Regions from separate parts of the Mus musculus genome. Here regions 1, 2, 4, 5, 6 and 7 are each linked to region 3. A link is a loop called in an ENCODE intact Hi-C map of the cell type or tissue named here. Cell type or tissue: heart. All regions are shown on one strand. Region 1 has its middle 98 kb from the start of Gm40042. Region 2 has its middle 81 kb from the start of Gm40042. Region 3 holds the start of Pcdh18 (protocadherin 18). Region 4 has its middle 18 kb from the start of Gm40042. Region 5 has its middle 100 kb from the start of Pcdh18. Region 6 has its middle 51 kb from the start of Gm40042. Region 7 has its middle 16 kb from the start of Gm23096.

What was found. Peaks named below come from ENCODE experiments on the same cell type or tissue, not always from the same donor. Only the 100,000 strongest peaks of a DNase experiment are listed, where the experiment ranks them.
Region 1: a loop joins it to region 3, with 2.5 times the contacts of the local background. A loop is called at or near these places in 3 of 42 quality-filtered maps.
Region 2: a loop joins it to region 3, with 2.4 times the contacts of the local background. A loop is called at or near these places in 2 of 42 quality-filtered maps.
Region 4: a loop joins it to region 3, with 2.9 times the contacts of the local background. A loop is called at or near these places in 3 of 42 quality-filtered maps.
Region 5: it touches region 3 in a loop (2.1-fold over the local background); 2 of 42 quality-filtered maps call a loop at or near these places.
Region 6: a loop joins it to region 3, with 7 times the contacts of the local background. A loop is called at or near these places in 8 of 42 quality-filtered maps.
Region 7: it touches region 3 in a loop (6-fold over the local background); 6 of 42 quality-filtered maps call a loop at or near these places.

What each region holds. Positions count from the first base shown.
Region 1 is chr3:49,926,689-49,930,688 of GRCm38, reverse strand. No RefSeq gene overlaps it. Among named protein-coding and RNA genes, the nearest start is that of Gm40042, 98 kb to the left of the region's middle. In heart, no CTCF peak of the experiment used is centred here; DNase peaks (open chromatin) are centred at 1,008 and 1,518.
Region 2 is chr3:49,943,343-49,947,342 of GRCm38, reverse strand. No RefSeq gene overlaps it. Among named protein-coding and RNA genes, the nearest start is that of Gm40042, 81 kb to the left of the region's middle. In heart, no CTCF peak of the experiment used is centred here; a DNase peak (open chromatin) is centred at 2,412.
Region 3 is chr3:49,753,933-49,757,932 of GRCm38, reverse strand. It overlaps Pcdh18 (protocadherin 18), which reads left to right and starts at 617. Exons shown (of 4, transcript NM_130448.3): 1 at 617-3,555. The coding sequence starts at 1,069. In heart, CTCF peaks have their summits at 427 and 1,891 (motif pointing right); DNase peaks (open chromatin) are centred at 572 and 1,672; H3K4me3 peaks cover 3,965 bases; H3K27ac peaks cover 1,920 bases.
Region 4 is chr3:50,005,855-50,009,854 of GRCm38, reverse strand. No RefSeq gene overlaps it. Among named protein-coding and RNA genes, the nearest start is that of Gm40042, 18 kb to the left of the region's middle. In heart, no CTCF peak of the experiment used is centred here; no DNase peak of the experiment used is centred here.
Region 5 is chr3:49,855,038-49,859,037 of GRCm38, reverse strand. No RefSeq gene overlaps it. Among named protein-coding and RNA genes, the nearest start is that of Pcdh18, 100 kb to the right of the region's middle. In heart, no CTCF peak of the experiment used is centred here; a DNase peak (open chromatin) is centred at 2,037.
Region 6 is chr3:50,075,289-50,079,288 of GRCm38, reverse strand. No RefSeq gene overlaps it. Among named protein-coding and RNA genes, the nearest start is that of Gm40042, 51 kb to the right of the region's middle. In heart, a CTCF peak has its summit at 2,120 (motif pointing right); no DNase peak of the experiment used is centred here.
Region 7 is chr3:49,640,927-49,644,926 of GRCm38, reverse strand. It overlaps the pseudogene Gm29741. Among named protein-coding and RNA genes, the nearest start is that of Gm23096, 16 kb to the left of the region's middle. In heart, no CTCF peak of the experiment used is centred here; a DNase peak (open chromatin) is centred at 2,446; H3K27ac peaks cover 2,286 bases.

The DNA.
Region 1 (4,000 bases), 170 kb before region 3:
GTATAGCTGGGTCTTCAGGTAGAGCTTGTTTTCTGGTCTGAGAACTGATTCTTTCAGCAAAATTATACATGTTGTTCATCACAACCTATAGAAAGCATTTATTAACCAGCTATATATCCTTAGTGATCTTAGTAGTCACCTATGCGAATTTGATAACTCACTAAAGACATAGAGACCCACCTCAGCCTTAAGCTATACACATATGTGGCTTGAGACTAGGCGTGTACTGATCAGGGTGAAGGATTGGCCCAGAAAATTATGTTTATTTTTAGTGAGAAATATTACTCTAAGCTTTTTTGCCTGGATCTAAAAGGCATTTGTTTTTCTGGTATGATTTATTTCATTAATTGTTTTAGGGAACCAAGTAAGAAGATGAAAGATAATATATAGATGATAGACAGAGAGACAGATGAGATCAAACTAACAATTCTAATTTCAAAAATAATGACTGGGAGAATTTTTAACCTCTTCTGAATGGTATTTATGTGTTATCTAAAGGTCTTTACTTTCATAGCAGGAATTCAGTATTCAGGGACACAAATGTTTTCTTGGATAATCCCTGTGCTATATAAATCTGAAGCAGGGAAATAGTAATATTATCACTGAGAGATTCTGGGAACTTTGAAATGTTTTTTTAAAAATCTGTAATTTAGAATGGGGCACACATTTGTGGAGGAAGAAGAAGAGAATGGAAGGGAAGGGGAGGGGAGGGGAGGGGAGGAGAGGAGAGGGGAGGAGAGGGGAGGAGAGGGGAGGGGAGTCCCAATCTTACTATTACTCTATTGAGCTACAGGGCTCTGGTTTCCCTGTAAGGGCTTCAGGGGAGAATCTGCTTCTGTCTACCTTTAACTCCATCTTCAATCCAATCAGTAGATGCCTTTCTCATCTCTTTATGCTTCCAAGTCTCTTGAGATTGCACTATGCCCATTAGACATCCCAGAAACTCCCATTTCAACACATGATTAGTCACACCTGCAAGATCTTTCTTTGCCATGGAAGGTCCAGTTCTCACAGATGTGAGTGACTTGATTTTGGGACACTATGTCCCACCATGGGACACTGAGATTAAAAATACTTGTCACTTCCAACCTCTGAGTCCTTATCTGACCTCTTACAAGTTTTCTTATCTTAACCAAATATGGACACAAGTGTGTCATCTTGAAAGAGCTTTAAATGTTAGAATGTCATCTTATCTCCCTGATGTAACAAGTTTTGTCTGAAGTAATATGTGCTATGTTCTCATGTTATATCAAAAGAATAACTTAAAGGAAATAAAAGTAAACTACCAGACAGTATTGTGTATATTTACAAATTTTTGGCCTTGTTGTAGGTAAGGTCATTAGATGGCACATTTCAACAGAGCAAGGAGGATAGTAAAAATTCAAAAGCCACTAATAATGAACAAAAAAGTCATTGTTTTATCTGCATGTGGGTTGTAGACAAATGGCAATGGAAAAGCAATGCCTCCAACGTCTGCTCTGAATTAAAGCCCTCTGAAGAAGGATGTGGCAGCCACTCAAGCTTGCACATTCCTTAATTTCGTTTATTAAGGCCTGCCCAGAGTCAGAATAGCTAGAAGGCAAGACAGAGGCTTTCAGAAACCACAAAGTGTAACAGCTGGTCCCAATTACCATAAAACAGTGTGACCACATTCACAAACTTTTGGTTCCATGAAAGAGAGAGAAAAATAAGTTCCTCATAAAAATTTGAGAAATGCTATGGTCTGTGTGAACGCTTCTCTCTCAGCCTTCTAGATATGCACCACTGTATATATAATGCAGTTGCAATGAGATAGGCTGGCTAAGCTGGCAGAACAGAAATCGGTTCAGCTTGAAACATATAATATGAGAGCTTCACAAAAATCCACTGCTTGAAACAAAACATTTTTTCAAGAATTGTTGAAATTTAAGAGACATATTTAACAAGGAAATCAAGCAATCTTGTGTTAAGCACACAGTTATGCAGGTAACTTTTGTCTCAGCCAAGTAAGACTAATGAGGTTTGACATGTGTGACTACTGTGACCTTTACCAAAACCAGAACTTGTCTGTTAAATACATCACAGTGAATGAGAGATAACAAACTTACACACTGGACTGACCTTTGTAATAGCAATCTGAAGTTGAAAATGATACTTTTTTCATTTTCTTTACTTGAAGTTCAAAGGTTTTAATACTTCAGTTGTCTCTGTTAATTTGAATTCTTAACATTTTGGACCAATGTATTTAAGGCTCATTTGTATTCTCTATAGCCAACACTAAAGTACAGCTATCACTGTAAGGAGGCATTTACAAACATTGGAACTCACTCAAATCCTAACAGGTAGGCCCTTCTAATACCCCATTCGTTTTTAAGTCAAAATACATCAGCCTGTTCAATTTAGCAACATCCCTTAAGTCTTTTAGTGACAAAACAAGGACCTAATCATCTTCGACCCAGGAGATGCTCTGATCATTTAATAAATTCAGCAATATGACTCTTACTGAAGGGAAAGCATGAACAGTGTTAATAAGAGTTGAACTGATGTGAATAACAACCACATAGGCTTGTGTAGGTTAGAGGTTCCACATTTGGAGTATTAATGTTTTTAACAAATACATGTTTTTCTAAACAAAACCATTTAAATGACTAGTCTGAGACATAAAATGCAGCTAATTATATAACAAAAATGTGGTAGGTAGCTACTATTTAAAATATCCCTGTTAATAACTATTCATTAGTATTCAGAGCCTGTCAAAGGAGGACTGCATTAACCAGATATTCTTTCTAGACACATTTTGTTTACTATTAATTTGTAGACCAGGGAGTGAAAATAAATTACTGGAAGGCAAATGCCTTCCCACTTGTATGCTTTGGGCTGTTGCTATGTGTGCACTTTCCATCAGCATAATAGAACGTATTAATAGGCTTGCTTTTTTGCTAAGCTAGATGGATGAATATTTATCAGAGTCCCATTAGCTAAACCTTACTAGAAGATTTCATAAATTTTCACATGAAAAATGTCAGGCAATCGAGATGACTCAGTAGGTAAAGAAAGGTGTTCACTCCCAACTAAATGCCTCTGTTTGAGCCCAGGAAACCACATCGTGAAAGCAGAGAACTGGCTCTTACAGGGATCCTGACTTCCGCAACTAGACCTTGGCATAAATGCTCCCCATCTCAAAATATGGAAATAAATATAACAATCATTAAAGAAAAGTGTGTGTGAAATGGTACTTACGTGTTCTCGGAATTGTTTCACAGTTTCAACCATTGCGTTCTCCCTGACACTGGTACTCTGACAGGACACATCTCATCAAATCCTTCATTCATCATGGTGCTGATTCATTTGAAAGAGTCAAACACGATGACAGCCACAGTCTACCACTATTTTCTGTATATTGCCCATTTTTATTGTATATTTGTGTAGCTTTTGTAGCTAATGGACAATCTAGCCTAATATAGATTTCATACTGTAAATTAACCACCTTCACCTCTTTAAACTTCCAGCCTTCCTAAATCTAAAACTTAACCAGAATTCCTCCTGCATGATGTTATGATCTATAAAACCAGAAAGCTGAAAGAACCTTCAATCATCCTGTGAACCTTTCATCACTCAGCAGACTTGAAAACACTAATGATCTATTTAAAATTCACCCTGAAAAAAAATAGTTCAAGCCTGCAGAAAAGCACGTAATATTTCATATTTGTATGTTTCTGCAATAGATGCTTCAACTTATATGTCAAGAAAAATATTTACTATTCTTCTGGGAAGATGGTTTCAAATTATAAATCAAAATACAAATAAATAACAGTACTTCGCTTGAAAAAATCGTAAATATCTGTCATACATTAATTAATCGTTTTTCTATTCAGAAGTCAAATATTGATGATGGAGTGACTTGCACATTTGTTTCTGCTGTTTTCAAATCTGCTCATGCTTAGAAGTCTCTCCCCATGATCAATAAGCATTGTAACAGGGCACTCAGTATCTGCATTCCAGAAGTCCCTATGCACATCTA
Region 2 (4,000 bases), 190 kb before region 3:
CATATGGTTTTTCTTGGTGTTGGTGTTTTGTTTTTATTGATGTAGAAATAGAGACCTTATCTGCTCTGTGTATGTTTTAAAAGCTGAAGTTCCAGTAAGACTGTTATCTGAAGTGATTTGAGTTTGTGCACACAGTAGATGGTGGCTGCCTTGATGTTATATTATCAAATGCTTGCTTTGCAGAGTGTCGACTGGGGAAGCTGCAAACAGAGCATGCAGGCAGGTTCTGAGACTGCTTTCAGTGAAGAATGTTGAGTGATTCCTGCTGTTTTAAGCTGGCTCTTCCTTTGGAAGCAGGGGCGGGTCAAAACTATGGGTGTCAGTTTTTCATCTTTGGTAGTGATTCAAGAATGTAAAGGGAAAGGAAACCCTGGCCCTCTACCAGCTCCAGTCAAGCTGAGATGCTCATTCTGGCTCCATTTGTTTTTATGCATTTATACCCACTTTCCAGTTGCTATTTTCCAGGGCAGACACATTGCAAAAAAACATCAACTTTTATCTCATTAAGTGCTAAAACTAAACAAATTATCTTCTAAGCTCCCAGGCTGAAGTTCACCCTGGTGACTCAAACCAGTTTTCAAAGCACATGTTTCCTGCTCATGGGTCCCTGTGCCCTTTCATCCGGGGAACCCTGATGTGACTTTGAGGACAAACTGATGAGTCTTTGCTCCGTGTATAACTGTAATTTACCACTCTTTGTGGTCATTTACATCTTATTGCTATGGTCATTTGGAAAGATTCACCACAACTCCTTTTCAGTAAAGGTAAATTTAACACATTTTTTGGAAGAATCCACATCTTCAAGATGTGGAAAAGCTTGATAGAAAAGCTTGATTTTCATCAGGAGTTGGAAAATAATAAGAAATGTAATGTCTTCAGGACTTAGTAAAATGAAGCTCCTTTTTCTTGTTATTTTAATCTCAAATATTTTCAGCTGACTTTTTAGTGCTTTTAAATGTGTGCACTACTTTTAAAAAGTAACTTTATCTCCAGCAAGATAGCTTCTTCCCCTAAAACTACCCAGAAATGATGTAATATGTTTAATGGTGGTCATAAAGTCACTGGTGAAGGATGTCATTGGCCCTATGTTACTAAGTCAATGAGAAACAATGCATTTAAATGCTTTCAAATACAATTGCAAGTCTCAATAATGGATTACCTGCCATCTTAGTTCATTTGGACTGCTGCAACATGATACTACAAATACTCCTTATACAACAGAGATGTATTTCCTGCAGTTATAGAGGTTAGGTAATCTGAGGCAATGAGTGCCTACTTAGAGTCTAACAAGGGCCTCATAGCATGCACATCATGCCATGAAGTCCTGGTTACCAGAACAATTGCATCTTCAGAAATAGGGTCAAAGAAAGGGAAGGGGCCTTTCTTATTTTTGCATAATTACTCTCTTGTGAGAGCTAATGAGAGTCCCATGGAAATCGTATTGATGCCTCCCATGGTCAGATTGCCTCTATGGTCTCAGTATCTGTCACTAAGCACCAACTCTTTTAAGCATCTCATTCCTTAACATCTCTACAAGAAGATCAAGCTTTCAAAACTCGCATCCTTGGACATGATAACACATCTAAATAGTGATAGTTGTCTTAAAGCATATCACAGCTGGAAGTTTCTATCAGTCTAGTGAAGACCAGTTTTTACATTGTTCACATGCTCAGAGTCAGGACGGTTCATTGCTAGCTATCAATAATCATTAGTTTTGCTAATCTAGCTAAATAATTTATGCCTTTAGCAGTTTCAACAGTAGCACATTCTCTATTATTTAAATGTATCTAACATGGATTTTTATCTATATCTCCTAAAACAATTTTAATTAAAACTTTTTCATAACTTCTACTTTTCTGTCCATTGAAAATAAACATTATAGTGATATTTAATCATTCTTTTAATTGGATTTGTCAGATTGTTAAGCTGTTTTTGTGTTATTTCTCCTCTTCCTTCTCTTCCTCCTCCTCCCCTCCTCTTTCTCCTTATCTTCCTCCTCCTCCTTCTCCTTCTTCTGTAGTCCTCTCATGTAGTAGGGAAACACTCTACCAGTGAGCTCTACTCATCTCAAGGATAAGTTATTTCTAAAAGAGAAATATTCTAGTTAGATTACAATTGGGATTGTGAAGTTCCAAGTACCAATATTTCTCTTTCTGGGTGCCAAGCACATATGTTAACAGAAGTCCGATTGAGTTTTCTGTGAAACATCTTGGCCTGTTTGGGTTTCAATTTGTAGCCGACCATATGGTATGTAGCTTTGGAGAAGTGGATTCAAGCTGGCAGGCTGCTGTTGCTAACTCTGGGCTTACATGCACCATTTGAGTTTGTGCAGCTCCAAATTGGAGCTCAAGCCTTATCTCCTTGTTCTGAAATATGAGGAGGTCCAGATTTTTTATAGCTCCTAAGCCTCCCAGACAAGTATAATCACCAGCACACCAAAGAGCTAGGAACGTAAGCCAAACGCAAACAGATTTGGGAGTGAGAGCGGAAGAGCTTCAGCTGTTGGGTCAAGCTGGGTGCAAAGTGGCTCTGGGTTTTCAGAAATGGGAGAAGAATGTCACCCTGTTGAACTCTCTGTGATAAAATGAACTTGCCCTTTAGCACTTTCCCCCCAATAATAGAGGAAATCAGCCCAGGAGAACTAGCATTTAGAGTGTGGGTATGGCAAAATTGGTGATCAAAAAAAGAAAAAAATTCCAAAGAAACAAATGGCACAGTAATTTGATGAACTGCAATGTGAGTTATATATTACTGATAATAATAATTATTTTTCAATTAACTCCTAAATCCATAAGTAAAACTCAAGTGAGTCAAAATTATGAAGAACTACATATCCAACTTAGCCTTGGCTCTCACATGAGCATTTCCCACTTTTCTTCCTAATGCCGATTTCATTTCATTTTTATCTTGTCTGCTTGTCTGTCAGTCCTAATTACTGGTGGTTTGTTTCTTGACATAGCTTTTCTGAAGTGATATGCAAATGAAGGTTTCAGTGAAAACTCCATTTTTGTTGTTGCTGTTGTTGTTTTTGTTGCATCCCATATCCTCGAGCTTGAAGAACCACATTGTACACTATGAAAGAGAACACAGTTCAATTTCTGTAGTCAAGGTCTTTAGAGCCCCGTGGATTTGGTCAGATAATAAAGTAGAGGTAAAGACCCAAGAGTGAGGAGGATTGTGGTGAGCTGAGAACCATGCATCCAGCCAAGGATGAAGTATCCTACACCCTGCTGGAGCTGAACTTACTGGTTTTACACAGGAATGTAGACATCTTGACCATTATGATACACATTTGCCCTATAGTTTTTAAGTGTGAACAAGATTACTTTTGTACTTTTAAAAGAATAACTCTTTTTAGAGTAATGCCAAAATAAGGTTGAGGCACAGAGAGGTCTGGTCAGTGTTTAACATACTTACTTGGGATGCACAAAGCTCTAGGTTGGATTCCCAGCACAGGAAACAAAAACAACAAAATAATCCACAAACAAGCAAAAACAAACAAACAAACAACAGAAAACAAATAAACCAAACACCAGGTATTGGAAAATGAACAGCATACCCAACCAACAACACTGGCATATTGCCTTTGGCATGACATCTGCATAGTGATCAAAACTATTCCTCTCCAGAACAGAATCTAAGCAAGTGCTGAAGTTGTGGGTTTCTGGGTTAGCACTTTATCTCTGTGGTGTGCTCTCCTAGGTATGTGATCCACAGAAGTTGACCTCATTAGCTCCTTCACCACTGCAACCCTCTCCTGGGAATCAGTTAATAGCCTAATCTCACCCATGAACCTAAATAATGGTTTCAATCACTCTGTTTCCTCTGACGTATGTCACTGTGGATCTCAGCATCTATGGGAATCTCACCCAGCATTCCTTTTCAGTAATACCTATATGATGGCTGTGAAGACTATTGGTTGTCCATTTGACTGTATGTGGAATGAACTACAGTCCAGAAATGGAGGGTACACAGGTGAGGGAATTTCTGTTTGGTGTGA
Region 3 (4,000 bases):
AAAATGAAACCTCTCCACTTGGGCTGTTCTTTAAAACAGAGCTCCAAGAAAATCGGCTTGCTGCTCCTTGGAGGAGAAAAGACCCGCCGAGGGGGAGGGGGTGTGTGCATAATTAGAAGCAAGTTTCCCCATTTTATTAAATTCCTCCACCGACAAAATTCACTTGGAGGTATTTTAAGTGAAACCAGCAGTTAAGGAACCCTGAAAAAAGCAAGATGATTACATGTTTGTAGCAGAAGAAAAGATCAATTAAGAAAACAAGAACTATTTAATGTGCCATATATAAATACAGGCGACCAGAAGTTGATTTAAAGTTTTTTTCTTCCTTTCTTTTTCCTTCCCTCCCGGTCTCCCCACCCCCACACCGCTCTCCTGCTGTAATTTGTCTCCCCTTTGTCGCGGCACGCTTGGAGAAAGTGGATGGAGATGGAGGAGGGGCGGGAGGGCTGAACCCCACCCCCGGCCGCGCTCCCGCGCCCCTAGCGGGTCCCCAACCCGCGCCCGCCACCCTCCCGCTCCCACCCTCCACGCGCGCCCTCCCTCGCTCCGGTGACTCCAGCAGCTTCGGATTTGGAAGCTCGCTGATTGGCTGGAAGCGATTCAACACACGCCAGGCAAAGAGCTTTGTCTGAGTTGAAGTGAAGTTGTAGAGATTTTCAGACTGGAGTCAGCAATCACCGGTGTTTAGTCTGCAGCGGAGCAGAGAAAAGGAAAGGGGGGAAAATCAAGAATCGCCCGGGAAACACAGACTGCAGACTCCGCCAGCACCCTGCAATAGATGGGGACGGAGTCCACGCGGGGAGCCAGGCCGAGGTGACACGCTGCTCCCAGCCAGGAGGACCAGCGGCCACCCCTACCAGGAAGGGACTTCACGCTCCTATCTGGAAGTCGCCAAACGGTGTGTATGAAAACTGAAGTTTGCGAGCTGTTTAATTGCTGTGTGATTAAGAGTCGCTTTCAAGACTCTGAGACCCGATGTGGCTTAGAGCTCTGAGTGGCTGGGAGGAAGTTGAAGGGATTGCTGGGCTCTTCTAACTCGCCCTGAGAAGGGAATCTAGCAACTGACCAATGCACCAAATGAATACTAAAATGCACTTTAGATTTGCACTTGCACTTCTGATGGCGTTTTTCAGCCACGATGTCCTGGCTAAGAATCTGAAATACAGGATTTATGAGGAGCAGAGGGTCGGATCGGTAATTGCTAGACTATCAGAAGATGTGGCTGATGTTTTATTGAAGCTACCAAATCCTTCTGCTGTTCGTTTTCGAGCCATGCCACGGGGGAATTCTCCTCTCCTGGTCGTAAATGAGAATACCGGAGAAATCAGCATAGGGGCTAAAATTGACCGCGAGCAACTATGCCAAAAAAACTTGAACTGTTCGATAGAGTTTGATGTGCTCACTCTGCCGACCGAGCATCTGCAGCTGTTCCACATTGAAGTGGACGTGCTGGACATTAATGACAATTCCCCCCAATTCTCGAGACCCGTCATTCCCATTGAGATATCGGAGAGCGCAGCAGTTGGGACTCGTATCCCCCTGGACAGTGCGTTCGACCCAGATGTTGGGGAAAATTCCCTCCACACCTACTCGCTCTCTGCTAATGATTATTTTAATATCGAAGTGCGAACCAGGACAGACGGGGCCAAGTACGCTGAACTCATAGTGGTGAAAGAGTTGGATCGGGAGCTGAAGGCTAGCTACGAGCTTCAGCTCACCGCCTCCGACATGGGAGTGCCTCAGAGGTCTGGCTCCTCCATCCTGAAAATCAGCATTTCGGATTCCAACGACAACAGCCCGGCCTTTGAGCAGCCTTCTTACACAATACAACTCTTAGAAAACTCCCCAGTTGGAACCTTGCTCCTTGATCTAAATGCCACCGATCCAGATGAGGGCGCTAATGGGAGAATTGTGTATTCTTTCAGCAGTCATGTGTCTCCCAAAATTATAGAGACTTTTAAGATCGACTCAGAAAAAGGCCACTTGACTCTTTTCAAGCCAGTGGATTATGAAATCACCAAGTCCTATGAGATAGACGTTCAAGCCCAAGATTTGGGTCCCAATTCCATTCCTGCTCATTGCAAAATTATAATTAAGGTTGTGGATGTCAATGACAATAAACCTGAAATTAGCATAAATCTCATGTCCCCTGGAAAAGAAGAAGTATCTTATGTCTTTGAAGGGGATCCCATTGATACATTCGTTGCTATCGTCAGGGTTCAAGACAAGGATTCTGGGCTGAATGGGGAAATAATCTGTAAGCTTCATGGGCATGGACATTTTAAACTTCAGAAGACATATGAAAATAACTACTTGATCTTGACCAATGCCACTCTGGATAGAGAAAAGAGATCTGAGTATAGTTTGACTGTGATTGCTGAGGACAAGGGAACACCAAGCCTCTCCTCAGTGAGACATTTTACTGTTCAAATCAATGACATAAATGACAATCCACCTCGCTTCCAGAGGAGCCGATATGAATTTGTCATCTCAGAGAATAATTCACCAGGGGCGTATATCACCACAGTTACAGCCACTGATCCAGATCTTGGTGAAAACGGACATGTGACATACACCATTTTGGAGAGTTTTGTCTTGGGAAGTTCCATCACCACGTATGTAACCATTGACCCCTCTAATGGCGCCATCTATGCCCTCAGGATCTTTGATCATGAAGAAGTGAGTCAGATCACTTTTGTGGTGGAAGCCAGGGATGGAGGGAGTCAGAAGCAACTCTCCAGCAACACCACCGTTGTGCTGACCATCATTGATGAGAATGACAATGTCCCTGTGGTTATAGGGCCTGCAATGCACAATAATACTGCAGAAATATCCATCCCCAAAGGAGCTGAAAGTGGTTTTCATGTCACAAGAATAAGGGTGGTCGACAGGGACTCTGGTGCCAATGCTGAATTCAGCTGCTCCATAGTATCTGGTAATGAGGAAAACATCTTTATCATGGACCCTAGGTCATGTGACATTCATACCAACGTCAGCATGGAATCCATTCCCTCTGCGGAATGGGCACTCTCAGTTATCATCCAGGACAAGGGCAGTCCTCCTCTGCACACCAAAGTCCTTCTGAGGTGCATGGTCTTTGACTATGCAGAATCTGTGACAAGCACAGCCATGACCTCTGTCAGCCGCGCATCCTTGGATGTGTCCATGATCATAATTATTTCCTTGGGAGCAATTTGTGCTGTGTTGCTGGTTATTATGGTCCTGTTTGCAACGAGGTGTAATAGAGAAAAGAAAGACACCAGATCCTACAACTGCAGGGTGGCAGAATCCACGTACCAGCATCATCCTAAAAGGCCATCCAGGCAGATTCACAAAGGAGACATCACACTGGTACCCACCATCAATGGCACTCTGCCCATCAGATCTCACCACAGATCCTCCCCATCTTCATCCCCAACCTTGGAGAGGGGACAAATGGGCAGCCGCCAGAGTCACAACAGTCACCAGTCACTCAACAGTTTGGTGACCATCTCATCAAACCACGTGCCAGAGAATTTTTCATTAGAACTCACCCACGCCACTCCTGCTGTTGAGGTAAGATCAGACACTACAGGGCCTGGTCAAGCCAGATGCTGATGCTCAGAGGCTGCACAGTCATCACACCTTTAAGGTTGTCGTTGATAGATGACAGTAGGCAGTTCCACTAGAACTCAAGCCACAGGGTGGACCTATCTCAAGTACACCGTCTGGCTTATTTCTATTTTTATAAATAATTCACTTGCGGGTGTTAGGTGTGATGTCTCACACGGGGCTGTTAATCAGAGTCCCTGCACTTCTCAGAGTAAGATGCTGAGACAGGAAAAAATAAAACCTAAAGGGACCCAGCTATTCTCATTGTTAAAATTTCTCCTGAGAAATCAACACCCTGGCTCTTGAGAATCTCACTCCAATTGCATGCTGTCTTTGGAAAACTTTGTGCAGTTTTCTGGCTTTCTGGCATTGTCTCATTATCTGAACTAACAGTGTATTTTACTGAGTT
Region 4 (4,000 bases), 250 kb before region 3:
CAGAAGCTGGAAAAAAAAAACAGATGTCCCTCAACAGAGGAATGGAGTACAGAAAATTGTGGGGAGCCGCACCCACATTTGCCATTACAAGATGGCGCTGACAGCTGTGTTCTAAGTAGTAAATAATCTGCACATGTGCAGGGGCAGTTTTCCTGCCATGTGCTCTGCCTTTCTCGTAATGACAACTGGGCCGATGGGCTGCAGCCAATCAGGGAGTGACACGTCCTAGGCGGAGGATAATTCTCCTTAAAAGGGACGGGGTTCTGGCACTCTCTTTCTTGTCTCTTCGTCTCTTTCTCTTCATCTTTTCCTCTGCTCTCTTCCTCTGCTCTCTGCCTCTCTCTCTCTCTCTGCCTCTCTCTCTGCGTCTCTCTCTGCGTCTCTCTCTCTCTCTTCCTCTCTGCCTCTCTCTGCCGTGCTCTTCCTCTCTTGCTCCTGAGTAAGCAATAAAGCTTTGCTGCAGAAGATTCTGGTTTGTTGCGTCTTTCCTGGCCGGTCGCGAACGCGTGTAAGAGAAAATGTGGAACATTTACACAATGGACTAATACTCAGCTATTAAAAACAATAAATTCATGAAATTCTTAAAATGGATGGATCTGGATGATGTCATTCTAAGTGAGATAACCCAATCACAAAGGAACACACATGATATGTACTCACTGATAAGTGGATATTAGCCCAGAAGCTCAGAATACCCAGGATATAATTTGTAAAACACATGAAACTCAAGAAGGATGAAGTATGCACATTTTGATACTTCTTAGAATGGGGAACCAAATACCCATGGAAGGAGTTACAGAGACTGAAGGAATGATCATCCAGAAACTGCCTCAGGATCCATCCCATAAACAACCCCCAAACCCAAACACTATTGCAGATGCCAACAAGAGATTGCTGACAGGAGACTGATATAGCTGTCTCCTGAGAGGCTATGCCAGTGCCTGACTAATACAGAAGTGGATGCTGACAGTCATCCATTAGACAGAGCACAGGGTCCACAATGGAGGAGTTAGAGAAAGTACCCAAGGAGCTGAAGGCATTTGCAGGCCCCTAGGAGGAACAACAATATAAACTAACCAGTAACCCCAGAGGTCCCTGGGACTAAACCACCAATCAAAGAAGACATATGGAAAGACTCATAGCTTTAGCTGCATATGTAGCTGAGGATGGCCTAGTTGGTCATCAATGGGAGGAGATGCCCTTGGTCCTGTGAAGGTACTATGCCCTAGTATAGGGGAATGCCTGGGCTAAGAAGAGGGAGTGGGTGGGTTGGGGAGCAGGGGGAGGGGGAAGAGGATAGGGGATTTTCAGAGAGGAAACTAGGAAAGGGGATAACTTTTGAAATGTAAATAAAGAAAATATCTAATTAAAACTAAATGAATAAATAAATAAATAACAAGAATTTATATATTCTCTGATTAAAAAAAAAATACCATCTTTTTTATTTTAAGCAATGATAGCCTGAAAGTGAGAGGAAGATCCACCAAAGTTGAGTCACAGAGATAGAACATGGAATTCTATATGTGAGCTTGCTATCTTTTATAACTTTATACAAGCTCGGGTCATATAGGAAGAAAGAATCTTTTTTGTAAATTTCTTTTATTTTATTTATTCACTCTATATGCTGATCAGTGCCCCCAATCCCAGTCACACCCTCACATAATCCTTCCCTCCCTGTCATCTCTGAGAGGATGGAGTTCCCCAAAGGTATCCCTCCATCCTAGGATTATAAAGTCTCTGCAAGGCTAGGCACATCTCCTACTGAAGTGCCACACCCACCTTGTCCGGCAAGGAAGACACAACATGGTCGGATTCTTCTCAAGAGCTTTATTGCAGGAACGCCTAGATGCTGCTACGGGAACCCCGGGCACCCAGGGAGGACTGCTTATATACACCCCAGCACTGGGGAGGGCTATGTGTCCTCCTGGGATTGGTCGGCCTGTCGACACTTCATTAGCATGCACCCACTCTGGAGGGGTATGCGCCAGATTTGGGCTAGCACCTGTGCAGTGGTGTTGTTTATGGCCAAGGTGTACCGGAAACCGGAACCATCTTTTAGGCGTTGGCTGCCTACACTGAAGTCAGACAAGGCAGCCCAGCTAGAAGAACATATCCCACAGACAGGTAACAGATTTTAGGATAGCCCCTGCTCCAGTTGTTCTGGATATATAGTCTAAAATTTTGTGAATACGTTAGTGTCCCTATCACTCCACAGGGGTTTCTGTCTGGTTACAGGGGGAGAAAAAAAAGTTCTTTAGTTGAGAAAATGTTTCCGTAGTATTGGCTTGTAGGCAAGTCTGTAGGACATTTTCAGGCATCAATGATAGAGCCCAGATCACTGTGAGGTGATCTGTATACTGCAAGAAATCAGTTAAGCAAGCCATGGAGGCAAAACCTATCAGATTGCTGGGCATGATCTATACCTATGTGTCTCCTTGAAGTAGGTGAGAAAATCCTCAAACCCAGGAGGCTGGTGAAACTTAAACAGCCCAGGAGTCAAGGCATTTAGTAGGCTTAAGAGCTGGTAATTTATAGTCTTCAAATGGGGCCGCATGAAACTGGAAAGCTTCTGTAAAGCAAAGGACATATTTGATAAGAAAAATCCACAACCTACAGATTGGGAAAAAATGTTCACTAACCCCACATCTGAAAGAGGGATAATATCCTAAATATTTAAAGAACTCAAGAAGTTAATCACCAAAAAAACCCCAAACAACTCAATCAAAAAATGGGGTATAGAACTAAACCAAGAATTCATAACTGAAGGATCTCAAATGGCTGAGAAGCACCTAAAGAAATGTTCAAAGTCCTTAGTCATCAGAGAAATGCAAATCAAAATGACCCTGAGATTCCACCATACACCAACCAGAATGACTAAGATCAAAGCTTCTGGTGGCAACATATGTTGGAGAGGATGTGGAGAAAGAGGAGCACTCCTCTATTGCTGGTGGGATTGCAAACTGGTACAACCACTCTGGAACTCAACCTGGAGGTTCCTCAGAAAATTGGAAATAGATCTACCTGAAGACTCAGCTATACCACTCTTGGGCATATACCCAAAAGATGCCCTACCATGGTACAGGGTGATGTGTTCCACTATGTTCATAGCAGTCTTATTTGTGATAGCCAGAAACTGGAAATAATCTAGATGTCCCACAACAAAAGAATGACTACAGAAAATGTGGTTCATTTACACAATGCAATACTACTCAGCTATTAAGAATGAGGACATCCTGAGTTTTGCAGGGAAATGGACAGAACTAGAAAATATCCTTAGTGAGGTAACTCAGACCCAAAAGGACATGCATGGTATATACTCACTAATAAGTGGATATTAGCCTTAAAACCCCCACAAACATCAACAACAACAACAACAACAACAACAACAACAAAACTGTACAGAATACACAAGATACAGTTCACAGAACTCAAAAAGCTCAACAAGCTGAAGTGCCCAAGTAAGGACACCTCTGTCCCACTTGGGAGAGAGAAAAAAGCAATCATGAGTAGGGAGAAAGGAAGGGACCTGGGGGGGGGGGGGGAGTGGACAGGGTAGATGTGGAGGGGGAGGGAGAGAGGAACCTGATCTGGTATTGGGTGAGGGAAAAGGACTGCAGCTCTAAGGACAAGCAGAAAGAATGTAAACAGACAACCTCAGGAAATGAATGGTTGCCCCACCCCCACCCCCAATGCACCAGAGACCTGGGTGGTCAGAGATTCCCAGGACTCAAAGAGAGGGGCCTTAGATGAAATGCCCAACTGCAGGTAGAGGGCCCACATGCAGCAGGAAGTCAGGGCATTAAGTGAGGGATGACGTTCCCATTCCACAGTCACAACTCTGACCCATAGTTATTTCTGTCTGAAAGAATTACAAGGATGGAAATGGAGAGGAGCCAGAAAGGAAGGAAGGTCCAGTGACAGGCCCAAAGTGGGATCCAGCTCAAGGGGAGGTCCCTGGGCCTGACACTATTACTAAGGCTATGGACCGCTCACAAAAAAG
Region 5 (4,000 bases), 100 kb before region 3:
TCATAATTGTTTTCACTTAACTCACACTACATAAACTTTTGACACAGTCATAATCTAACCTGGAGAGTGATGAGATCTATACCAACAACGACGATCAAAGAACAGAGTCCCTTAATGGAGAAGCTATCTTGTGACGTATGCAATGATTTGTAGAAAAGATTTTCATTGACAATTCCTTATTTAATATTACTGTCCTAAATTTCCAGCTATTGAAACTTAGATCATAAACAATGAAATGTCTTATTTCACAAAGAAATATTAAATGTTTACAATGGCAAATATGCTAATTACCCTGACTTAGTCCCGATATGATATATTCATCTAGCATATTATATCCCATTAGTCTGAGTCATCTCCACTTGTCAACTACACCTAAAATAAAATTTAAAAATTTTGCTCCATATTGTATACTTAACATAAAAAGCAATCTATGTGTTGCTTCAAGTTCAGAGCATTCCACTGAAATAATCCTAATACTGAATAGAACTTACAAATGATGAAAATGTTACTTTATCATGAAAAGTCACATCCATCATTATTGGGGGATTTGTCTACCAGGTACATTCTAACATATACACTCTGTGCTTCGAGTGCTTTCTTCTTACAGTATCCTGGTGGCTTATAGATCATCTTCATCTTCTGGCTAACTAATTCATGGCAACATATGTGATTATATATCATGCTGTCTAAGAAACAATGCTATTCTAATAAGTACACACATTCCAATGAATGTTTATATCTTTGTAATTTAAGGTCACTGAAATGCTGTCAATCATACCTCAAAGAAAGGCCTCTTGTATCAATTGTGAGAGACAAAGTCTGGGGTCTTGTATACCGACAGACATCAGTATATAATTTATTTGAGGGAAGCTTTATCTTGGCCTTCAGAGAGTATATGTTGGTTCACTTTGTGAGGGACCGGAAAGCCATTCTCTCTCATTTCCCAGATGTAACTGGAATATAGCATAGGATACAGCCTTTCTGACATTCTTGAATACTTCCCTTCTTAAGGATCTAATGGACACAGTGGAAATGTAAGCAACTATTAGGTGTGGAAGGAGTAGGACTAAAGATGAACTTGGAATACAATGAGAACTGTGCTTCAGAGAGAGCCTTAGGGCTCAAGGTAAAGATCCCACATTTATTAGCATTATAACATTAAGCCCTTTCTGAACACCAATATCCCCATTTCAGAAATGGTTTCTTCCTCTTATTTGAAAACCCCCAGTAATTTTGTTAATTTTTAAGTTAATACAGTTCAGGTAAAAATGTCAGTGAGCCTAAATGACACTCCAGAACCTTTATCCTCAAGGAGGCCTACCTATGTTCACAGCCTAGGAAGCAATGTATCTATTTGAATATGTTGACAATATTCATCATAGAGTTTCTCATATGATGTCTACTCAGAAAAAAAATCAACATTGAAGGAAAGGGGACAGAGGGCTACAGATGGGAGGTAGCTGATGTGAGGCAATGTCTGCGGAAACAACTCCCCTAAGCAATGCTTAGGTGAAGCTTAGAAAACTGAGACTATCAATAAGAGTTTTGTTTCCTAATCTGCTCAGCACTGAGTATCCATCCAAAAAGAATCTCATTTTTAATTCAAACACTATGTTTTCTTCTTTAATTTAGTCACAATAGCAGGAATATTTGTACATGAGAGAAAAAGCTTTTAATACTATTGCAATTTATTACTTTTATACACCCCCCTACACACACACACACACACACACACACACACACACACACACACACACACAAACACAAAGAGAGCCAATGTCCTCATGAATTCACTCTTCACACACACACAAAAAAATCTAATTCGAAATTCAAACTGTATTGGGAGAAATTCATGAATTAGCCAAGGTGAAATAATTGTTTTCATTTTCTTATGTTTTTCCATGAGGCCTGACACATGCTGAGACGAGGAAATATGACCTCCCACACGTGTTTTCTATGAGGAATATGTTTGCTGTGCAGACACCAAGTTAAAAGCAAGCTGCATTCCCTTGTGTGCAGAGAAAATTTGGAAAAGCAGCCAGAGGAGCCAGGATTGCTATTTCCCAGGCTGCTTTAACCATTGACAGACTATTTATACATCCACTGGAGAAATGCTCGGGTGAGGTAGACACCCCAGAGAATATGAAGGAAACACGTCATGAGGATTATGTTATCCTTGCTCACATGCTCTAATAATTTGTTCAATTTAGACAGTTTTCAGAACATTCCATCTGGTGTCAGAGTCTAAGGACATGTCCCTTATCCACATATCTCATCAAGAACACCTTGGTCAAACTTGCCCTTCACTGTTACTTGAGTCCAATTAAGGTGATACTATCTGTCCAGTGTGCTGATAAACTCACTCAAGTATCACCTCCTGATAAATAGCCAAGTATCTTAATGAGGTCAGTGCCACTACTTGTCTAAGTCACTTTTATCTACTTGATTTTGCAAGCTAGATGTTTACACTGGCCATTCTCACCTGAAAGAACAGTTGCTGAATATGTAGTGAAATTTGTCCTTCTATACTTCTATAACTGAGGGTATTAGGACAAATTTCAAGTTCTTTCTATAAATTTTACTATGAAATAAACAAAATGACATGGTTCCTACTTCAAATGGACAAAGTAAAGTTTATGCTTGAAAAAGAGATCTTATTCACAGTATTTTTATTGGACTTGTACGCTGAATGTGGTTGGTAAATGCTGTTGAGGGTGATGGGGTAGTTCTGGGATCAACGCCCCAGCCTCCTGTGTTCTCTGCAGGAGTTGCATCTACCTCTTCCTATTTCCTTAGATTCTAGAAGCTGCATTCATAGGCATCCAAGTACAACCCAAGCTGGGATGAGTCTCTTTACCACAGTGGCTCTTTCAACCTTGAAACTCTAAAATTGCTCCGTACTTGCTGATCAGTTTGGATTTGGGAATGAGGTCTTGATTGGGGATATTCCTGGGGAGTTTGTAAGTGTGGAACATATTGTCAGCCGTACCACTAGGCAAATATCCTCTGGACTTTAATAGTGTCTTTTTCTTCAATTAAATCTTCTCATTATTTATTTCTGCTGAAAGCTTAAAAGGCTATATATTTTTGTTTTGTTTTGTTTTGTTTTAAAGCAACTATTCTTTTTATTAAAGCAGAGCTACTCATCCCTTCTGGCTCTCCTCTGCTCCTGACCACAAAGGTCATGATTAGTACATCTCTGTGGACAGTTTGGGCTGATGTAGCGCATCATGGTGGGAAGACACGGTTTGACTGGAGGTTGAAGAGACTGCAGTCGGAAGCAGAGGTGGCACACAGGAAGTAGAAACTGAATATAAACCCCGAAGTCCTACCCCAGTGAGCCACTTCCTCTAGCAAGTCCTAGCTGCTAAAGGTGTCACCAAACTTTCACATCTGCACCACAGTCTGGGAATCAAATGCTAGCACATGCAAGCCAACTAGATACGCTTCACCTTTGAACCACAATGGCTAAAAAACTCAATCATGCCAAGGAAATTCAAACCCGAAGACTACTTTTCATAATGAAAACTGATGTCAAACGTTTATCATTGTGCTTCTGCACACATATTTTTTTTTGTAACTAAAGCTCTTTTATTGAGATATAACAAAGAACAACCTTCAAAGAGGATTTCTGCCTCTCAATATTTTTTGAACAGTTCCCGGTTTTGAATAATTTGACTAATATTCCACTCAAGAGTCTAGATTAATGCTTGTAGCCACCTGTAAGTGAATGCTAGTCATTTGTATGAGACAATTGGAAAATGGTGGTGATGATGATGATGGCAATGATGAGATAAAGATGATAGTGATGATACAAATGGTGACGCTGACGTCTAACACCATGCCCATGGCAGCTATATCCATTAAATACAACCTTTATTGTTGAAAGGTCTATACTGTGCTGTGTGTCCACTGACTTAACAAGTGATTTATTCAATGTCATCATGGGTTCATTTCAGCTAACTTCAGCTCTGTATTAGCATGTGCTTGAAGTCTCAAT
Region 6 (4,000 bases), 320 kb before region 3:
TCCTCTACTGAATGAAAAACATGTCAAGACAAAAATAAGAAAGAGTTTAAAGTCTTTTAAAATTGAATGAAAATGAAAATACAGCATGCTGAAAGTCAATGAATGAGGATCTAAGAGGAAATTTTATAGCACTAAGTGCCTACAAAATGAATTGAGAGTATTTCATAATAATAACAGTATACCTGATAGTTCTAGAACAAACATAAGAAATCATACCCAAAAGGAGTAGACATCAAGAAATAATCAAACTCAGTGCTGAAATAAATAAAAAAGAAAAAAATTACAAAGATTCAATGAAACAAAAAGTTGGTTCTTCAATAAAATCAGTAACATTGGTCAACCTATATCTAAATTAATTAAAGAGAGAGAGAATCCAAATTAATAAAATTAGAAATGAAAAGAGGTGCATGAGAACAGAGACTGAGGAAATCCTGACAATGACAAGGACACACTTTACAAACCTGTACTCCTCCAAATTGGAAAATCCAGAAGAAGTAGACAATTTCCTTAATACATACCACTTATCAAAGTTTAATCGAGATCAGACAGAAATTTAAAGAGACCTCTTATACCTAGTAAAATAAAAACAATAATTAAAAGTTTAATTTAAACTCTCAAAAAAAATAAGCTTAGAGACAGATGGTTTTAGCTCAGAATTCTACTGGACTTTCAAAAAACAGTTATTGACAAATACTTCTCACATTATTACACAAAACAGATACAGAAGGAGCATTGCCAATTTCATTTTATGAAGTCACAATCACCCTGATATCGAAAGCACACAAAGATCCAACAAAGACTTACAGACCTGTTTCCCTTACAATAAAATACTTGCAAACCAAATCTAAGTACACATGGCAAAGATCACCTACCATGATCAAATAGACTTTATCCCAGCAATGCAGGGATGGTTCAACATATGCAAATTGGTAAGCATAATCTACCATATAAAGTAATTGAAATTCAAAAACCACACTATCATTTCATTAGATGTTGAAGAGACCTTTGACAAAATATAGCACTACTTTCATGATACATGTACTGGAGAGATTAGAAATACATAGGGAATTGATCAACATAATAAAGACAGTTTACAGCAAGCCTATAGCTAACACCAACTTAAATGGAAAGTCAAAGGAAGTCCATTACAATAAGAATAAAACAATGGTTTCCACTCTTCCTATCAATTGCATATGATACTTGAAGATTTAGCTAGACAGAACAAATGAAGTAGAGCAAGGGGATACAAATTAGAAAAGAAGAAATCAAAGTATCGTTATTTGCAGGTGATATTATACATGACCTTAAATGCATTGAATAATTTTCATAGGTGATAAACACTTTCAGCAAAGTAGCTGGACACAAAAATAACTCACAAAAATCAATAGCCCTCCTATATACAAATGACAAACAGTCTGAGAAAAAACAAAACAGGGAAACAACGCTTTTCACAATAGCCTAAAATAATATAAAATACCTTGGGGTATTTCTGTTCAAACAAGTGAAAGACTTGTAAGGTAAAACCATCAAGTCATTGAAAAAGAGAAATTGAAGAGCCTCCAAGATGGATGTCCCATGCTCATAGATTGGTATGATTAACATAGAAAAATGGCTATTCTACCAAAAAACAATTTACAGATTCAATGCAATCCTCACCTAGACTCCAACGATTCTTCACAGATCTTAAAAGGGAACTTTTTGGCTGTATAAGGAGAAACAAAAAACACAGGGTAGCTAAAACAATTCGGAATAATAAAATAACTGCTGGAGGTTTTACCATCTCCCATTTCATGTTGGACTGCAAAGCTAGAGTGATAAAAACCACATGGTATTGGCACAAAAACACATGTGTTGGTCAATGCAATCAAACTAAAGACCTAGACATATAAATGCACACATGATTTTTGATAAAGCGAAGAGGGAGGAGAATTTTCTCAGATACAATGCAGACAAACATGCTCCCTGCCTGGCAGCCTTGAAGGAGGAAGTCTGTGCACTCAGTCCTTTGTTTCTAACTTTCTTCCCCCATATGCCTGAGGTCTAAGCCAGGTTCTGCAAACGGGCTTCCCAGGTGTCAAGGTCCTCAATCTGTAATTTGTGCACGCAGTTTCCCCAATTATAACCACTAGGAGGCGCTGCTTCACTTGTTCATCCTCTTCTCCTGTTATAGGTTTTTGCTTCACCAGTCGCTAGGGTCAGTACTTTGTTAAAAAATATTTGAAAGATGAACTTCCAACTGTAATTTAACATTCGGTTGAACTGTATTTTCTTATTTTAGCAATAACGAAATTATTAGGTATTTTCAAAAGAGATATACCCTCCTAAAAAACAATGACAAATGAACAATTAAGGAAAAATCTGGTATATATACACAATGGGGTTTTATATTAAGCAACAAAAAAATTATAAAATTATGACATTTTATGAAAAATGAATGCAATTGGATATATTATTATATTTGTTGAAATGAATGCATGGAAGACTCACAGACACAAATGGCATCTTTCCCTCAAGTAGATTTTAGGCTAGACACACATAACACACACACATACACACACACACACAACATATATACAACACACAATCACATGCAACCACACAGCATGGAAGTAAAGAGAGGCTAAGGGAAGGAGGGAGACTTGAGATGGAGAAAGGGGGAAAGCTGTAGAAAAGGAGAATATGGGCATGACCAAGCACATATCATATATAAGAGATATAGTCTCTATGAAGTTCTTATATGTGCAATGATTATGTTCCAATGAATACCATGTGTTAAACCTTCAGTCATTGGCCAGTTTTGCTAAGTTAGAGGCTATTACATTTCTGGGAGTTCACTTTCTTAGTTACCTGTGGTGTTAAAAATGTGAAAGTCACAAATGCAATGTGGTTTATTATTTAGCCTACATTTTTACGTTTAGCCTATATTTACAGAATTTTACTCATTACTATTTTAGCTCTAGGTAAATGGAAGACTAGCTTTGATTTGTAGCATTTGGGGATTAAGTCTTTTTCTTTTTTTAAATGGGGGTATTACACTCTGGGCTTGTCAAAATTTTTCAACATGACCTCACTGAACAATGAATTGGACAGAGTAGCATTTTCACTATATAGAGACAAGAAACTTAAACATTGTTAGTGCAATTTTAAAAGTGGTAATTTTTTCTCTATCCTGGCTAGCTCTGAAACAAATGAGACAGAGACCAAAACGTTTATTTAGTCAAGCTTTACATCACAGCAGCTGAGCAGTATTAGTCTATTTCAATCCTCTAAAATAGCCTGGCTACCTCCAGCTAAAATCTCCAGGATACGTGCATTTTAGTTATTTTAGTATTGATCTGGCTCTCTCTGCTTCAGGTGTGTTCCCTTGGTGGCTTCTGGACCCTTTCCTAGTGATGAATCCTCTCTTCTTCCTCTCCCTCTCCTCCCCTGGCTGGTATCAGAAGTCCAACCCTATTCTTTCCTCTGCTCAGCCACTGGCTGATCAGCTTTTATTGACAAATCAGAGAATCAATGGGGAGCAATGTTTCCATACCATTGAGACCTGAGATTCTTAGAATAACCATTACAATGGCATGTCTGTTTTGTAATCAAATATGAGGGCTGTAGTGGCTATTCTTGTTTGTTAACTTGACTATATATAGAATGAACTACAATCCAGAACTGAAGGCTCATCAGTTGATCCTATTCTTGAGGCTGGGAGAAACAAGTGTCTGACCTGGATCTTAGCATGGAGATCTTGAGGCATAGTGGCTATGAATTCCAGAAGATTAAGTAAGAAAGATCTCGGAGTTCAAGGTCATCTGGGATTAAAGGTGTGGTGGCTTTAACCTGGGCTACACCTTCTGCTGGAGGCCTATATAAAAGGACATTGGAAGGAGGAAGATTCACTCTCTCTTCTTTGCCTTCTTGCCTTGTGGGACTGAACAACTGCTAGATCCTTGGACTTCCATTCACAGCTGCTGCTAACCAGTGTTGGGAGTTGGACTGCAGACTGTAAGTC
Region 7 (4,000 bases), 110 kb after region 3:
CACAGGTAGACTAGACTCCGATGACTTATAATTGGAAAACATTTTTGTTGTCCTGGGATGAGATCCAACCATACTGGTGAGTATTACAATAGTGAATATTACCTGATGGCAAGACTTCTCTTCTCCCTTCGAGGGATATCTGTGATATCTGAATATGCTTTTGTTTTTCACCGGGAGTATTAATATGTATCATGTGTCCAAGAAACATTTGTTGAACAAGTAAGAAGTATGTCATTTAATATATGGAATGGACTAACATCTTGCTTGCCTTCAATTTCATCATCAAACCTTGATTTTTTTCTTCGTATTATTTTTTTTTTCTAATACCATGGCTAAGTTGATTATCTCTGGTCTCTTGTACAAAATTAAAAACTTTGAAATTCAGGCCCATGTAGTACTTGAGTCCTTCCATTTGGTGAAACTGTGAGGGGCTAGCCTGGCCTAGCTGGATTGCCAGATCCAGCCAGAGGCTGTGGGCTGAGATCTGGGAAAGGAGCCACACAAGCGTGCCAGTAAGAGTCCCCAGCTGGAAGCACTCACAATCCTTCATCCCTGTGTTGCATGCAGTTCACATTGAGAAGGCTCAGGCTCAGACTGCAGGGCAGTGGCACAGCTGTGAGGTTCTGGGTTACCCAGGAATTTCTTAGCAAAGGTGCTTCTAGACCTTTCTTCATCTTAGCGTTGTGCTCTGGGTCCCACTTGCCAATCAGCTTAGGAAAGAATTCTTCCAAGAGCCGCCCAGGCCTTTCGTGTTTGCTCTGTCTAGGCAGAGGAGGCAGTGATGCAACCTGGGTTTCTCAGAGGAAAAATGTGAGTCGGGAGGCCACTGTCTTGCAGCTATTGGAGGAGAAGAGCTGTTCTACCTCAGGGAAGTAGGTGGTACTGTCCAGCACAGCCTGAACCACTTGAGTACACAGTGGCACACGTGATGCTGCCGGAGTGGGAGGAAGGGCACCACAGCATCCAGCAGGTGCTCCTCCATGATGCCAGACCGCCAGAAGCCATGCTGAGGGTTATCCATCACAGCTCGGGAGATTACTGGCTCCACCTCCTGTAGGCTGATATCTTCCCTGTCCCCGAGGCTGCGCCAGGCCTCCAGGGCCACCTGGTTGATTTGCTCACCGCCAGAACTGCTGATAAATATGAAGATGGTTTGGCGATAGTTGGTCCCATACACAACCCAAGAAGGGCCCAGGAAGAGCAGCGCAGCAAAGCCACTTCCCAGGCCGCCCGAACAGCCGGAGGATCGAGCCCCAGGGCTGGCAGCTGTGCCTCACCACCACCATCTGGTTGAGGCCCAGTTTCGGTCAGAGGCTGCCCACCGCCCTTCATATTATTTTTAACATTTCTTTCTTTTCTCAGACTCTGAAAATATTTGCATTAGTTCCCTGATTTTTCTACTCATATCTGTGTTTTCAACCTTTACAACGATTTGATTTTCCTGTTGCCATGTTATTCCTTTTCGTTTTCTATATTTTTATACATTATTTTATTTATTTACATTACGAATGGCATCCCCCTTCCCTGTTTCCCCTCTTCAAACCCCCTATCCCATCCTCCCTCCACCCTGCTTCCAGGAGGGAGCTCCCCCACCAACCCACCCACCCACTTTTCTAACTTTCTGAAGATGCTCTAATAATTTTCTTACAACTAGGATTTTACTATTACCCGAAATGAAACTTGAATACTATCAGAACACTAAAATCCAGTTTAATGCTTTATCATACTTTTAATAATTAGAATTTTACAGTTTGTTTTAACTATGATGTTTTACAAAGCAGTTGCTTTAAGTAGTAGTTGAGAAGGTCACCACCAATACACATTTTCTAGTAACTAACTCTGTTTGGATCTTTGAATACACTTCTCATACTCTATCAGGGGCATCAGGTACCCGATCCTATCCTTTCTGGGTCTATTACTTTAGGGATTAGGGGAAGGATATTGTTTCATATTTGCTGGTTGTCAAGATAAATTTTTCTTCAATGGCTTGACAAAAAAAATAAATAAATAAAAAGAGGAGGAAACTACATTTTTAAGACCCTGAACCCATTATTCACATTCACCACAAAACTCTGTTACAGAAAATATCTGGAGGATAAAAACAAATTGCTGGTCACACCAGTGAGTGGAAACTGTTGCTCTGGAAAGAAAAGAGTGGAAAAATGAGATGTTTGAGTCACACATTTTGGCTTCCCTCTGACTCTTAGAAGCTAGACAGCCTATTTTCACTTGCATCTGTGTTACTGTCTTTTCTCCATCATGGCCTTGGAATGAACTACTCCAGCAAGGCAGCTTGAAACAAAAACATACATATACATTGGCAGGAGTCTTCAGGCTCTTTTTAGAATCCTGGCTTTTAAGTCAGCTTGGCTCCTGGCCAAAGTTAAAAGAAAAAAGATCAACAGTTAAACAGCTGGTACCAATTATCCTGACTGCAGTGGGTGTACACGCTCAAGTGTCAGAGGAGCAAGCGGAGCCTATGACATAATGGGCTAGTTATTTCAGAACTGGACTGTGGTACTTAGCTCCGCTTGCCAGTTGGCATCTCTTTAAGAAATCTTCAGAGTTATTGCACCCAAACTCTTGTAATCAACAATCACTACTATATTAGTGTGTTTGTGATCCACAGAAATCATCATGAAACTGTGCATTAACTCCACTTGAATTTGTTAGTGGTAAAAAAAATGCCTTAGAAAAAATTAGATAGATAAGTGGTTTCTATAAATACTTGTTTGATAAGCAGTTTGCTTGGACACTAGCACAGAGCTATGTGGCTTGAAATTTGAAATGCACTGTGTTAATTAACAAAACAAAAAACGTATTATTTGAAATGTTTCAACCTGGCAATTTACTTACAATGTATTTTCTCTCAAGTTCATTTATAGAAACAATGAGAAAACTAGAGAGATGCTCAATCCACTTAAAATATACTAAATTTTTGTAATGTATTTTTATATTTAAACTTGATTTTATAATCTATCCTTTTTTAGGAGCTACGTGAAGTTACTTTTCTGTAGAACCAGAAGGAAACTCTTGGCCCTATTGACCAGAAAGAATTTGGAAGAGACAAAAACTCTAGTTGATAAGTTTTCTCCGTGGGAACTACATGTCTAAATTTGGCAAGGTTTACTGGTTTTAATATGTTCCACTCTGAAATAGAAACTCTCTTAAGTTTACTTTAGGAAAAAAATAAATAAATCCATTGCTCTCAATCAGGATGAGCATCTCACAAATCACAAAGAGGATTTTGTAACTAGGCAACCAGGGTCAGGGAGACAGTAAGCAGGGCCTGCTGAACACACAGCAGGCAGAGAGTGAGTCTGAGCTGGGAGGCACAAATTGAACATAGGATTTTGAAGCACTCCTTTTAAAAACACATCATTCCGTAATACCTTGCAGGTGTGTACCATGAAAAGCAGCTGCTCTAAACTCATGCTTTGAAGAAAAAATATTTTATTCAGAATATTCTCCAGAATAAATGTATCCTGATTAGCCAAAGAAAACTGGAAAACAAAACCTTCGGGTCTTTTTGTTACTCATGCCATCTCAGTTGAGTGTTAAGTGGACATTTGCCTCTGCTAGACAAAGATATAATCTATGCTTGCAAAGAAAAGGGGCAATTGACTAACTCCTATACCAAAGCCAATTAAAATAGTTGAAAGATTTTCATATGATCTTTTCACGTAACTGAGATCAATATTTCTTTTTTTTTTTCCATTTTTTATTAGGTATTTAACTCATTTACATTTCCAATGCAATACCAAAAGTCCCCCATATCCACCCACCCCCACTCCCCTGCCCACCCACTCCCCCTTTTTGGCCCTGGTGTTCCCCTGTACTGGGGCATATAAAGTTTGCAAGTCCAATGGGCCTCTCTTTCCAGTGATGGCCGACTAGGCCATCTTTTGATATATATGCAGCTAGAGTCAAGAGCTCCGGGGTACTGGTTAGTTCATAATGTTGTTCCACCTATAGGGTTGCAGATCCCTTTAGCTCCTTG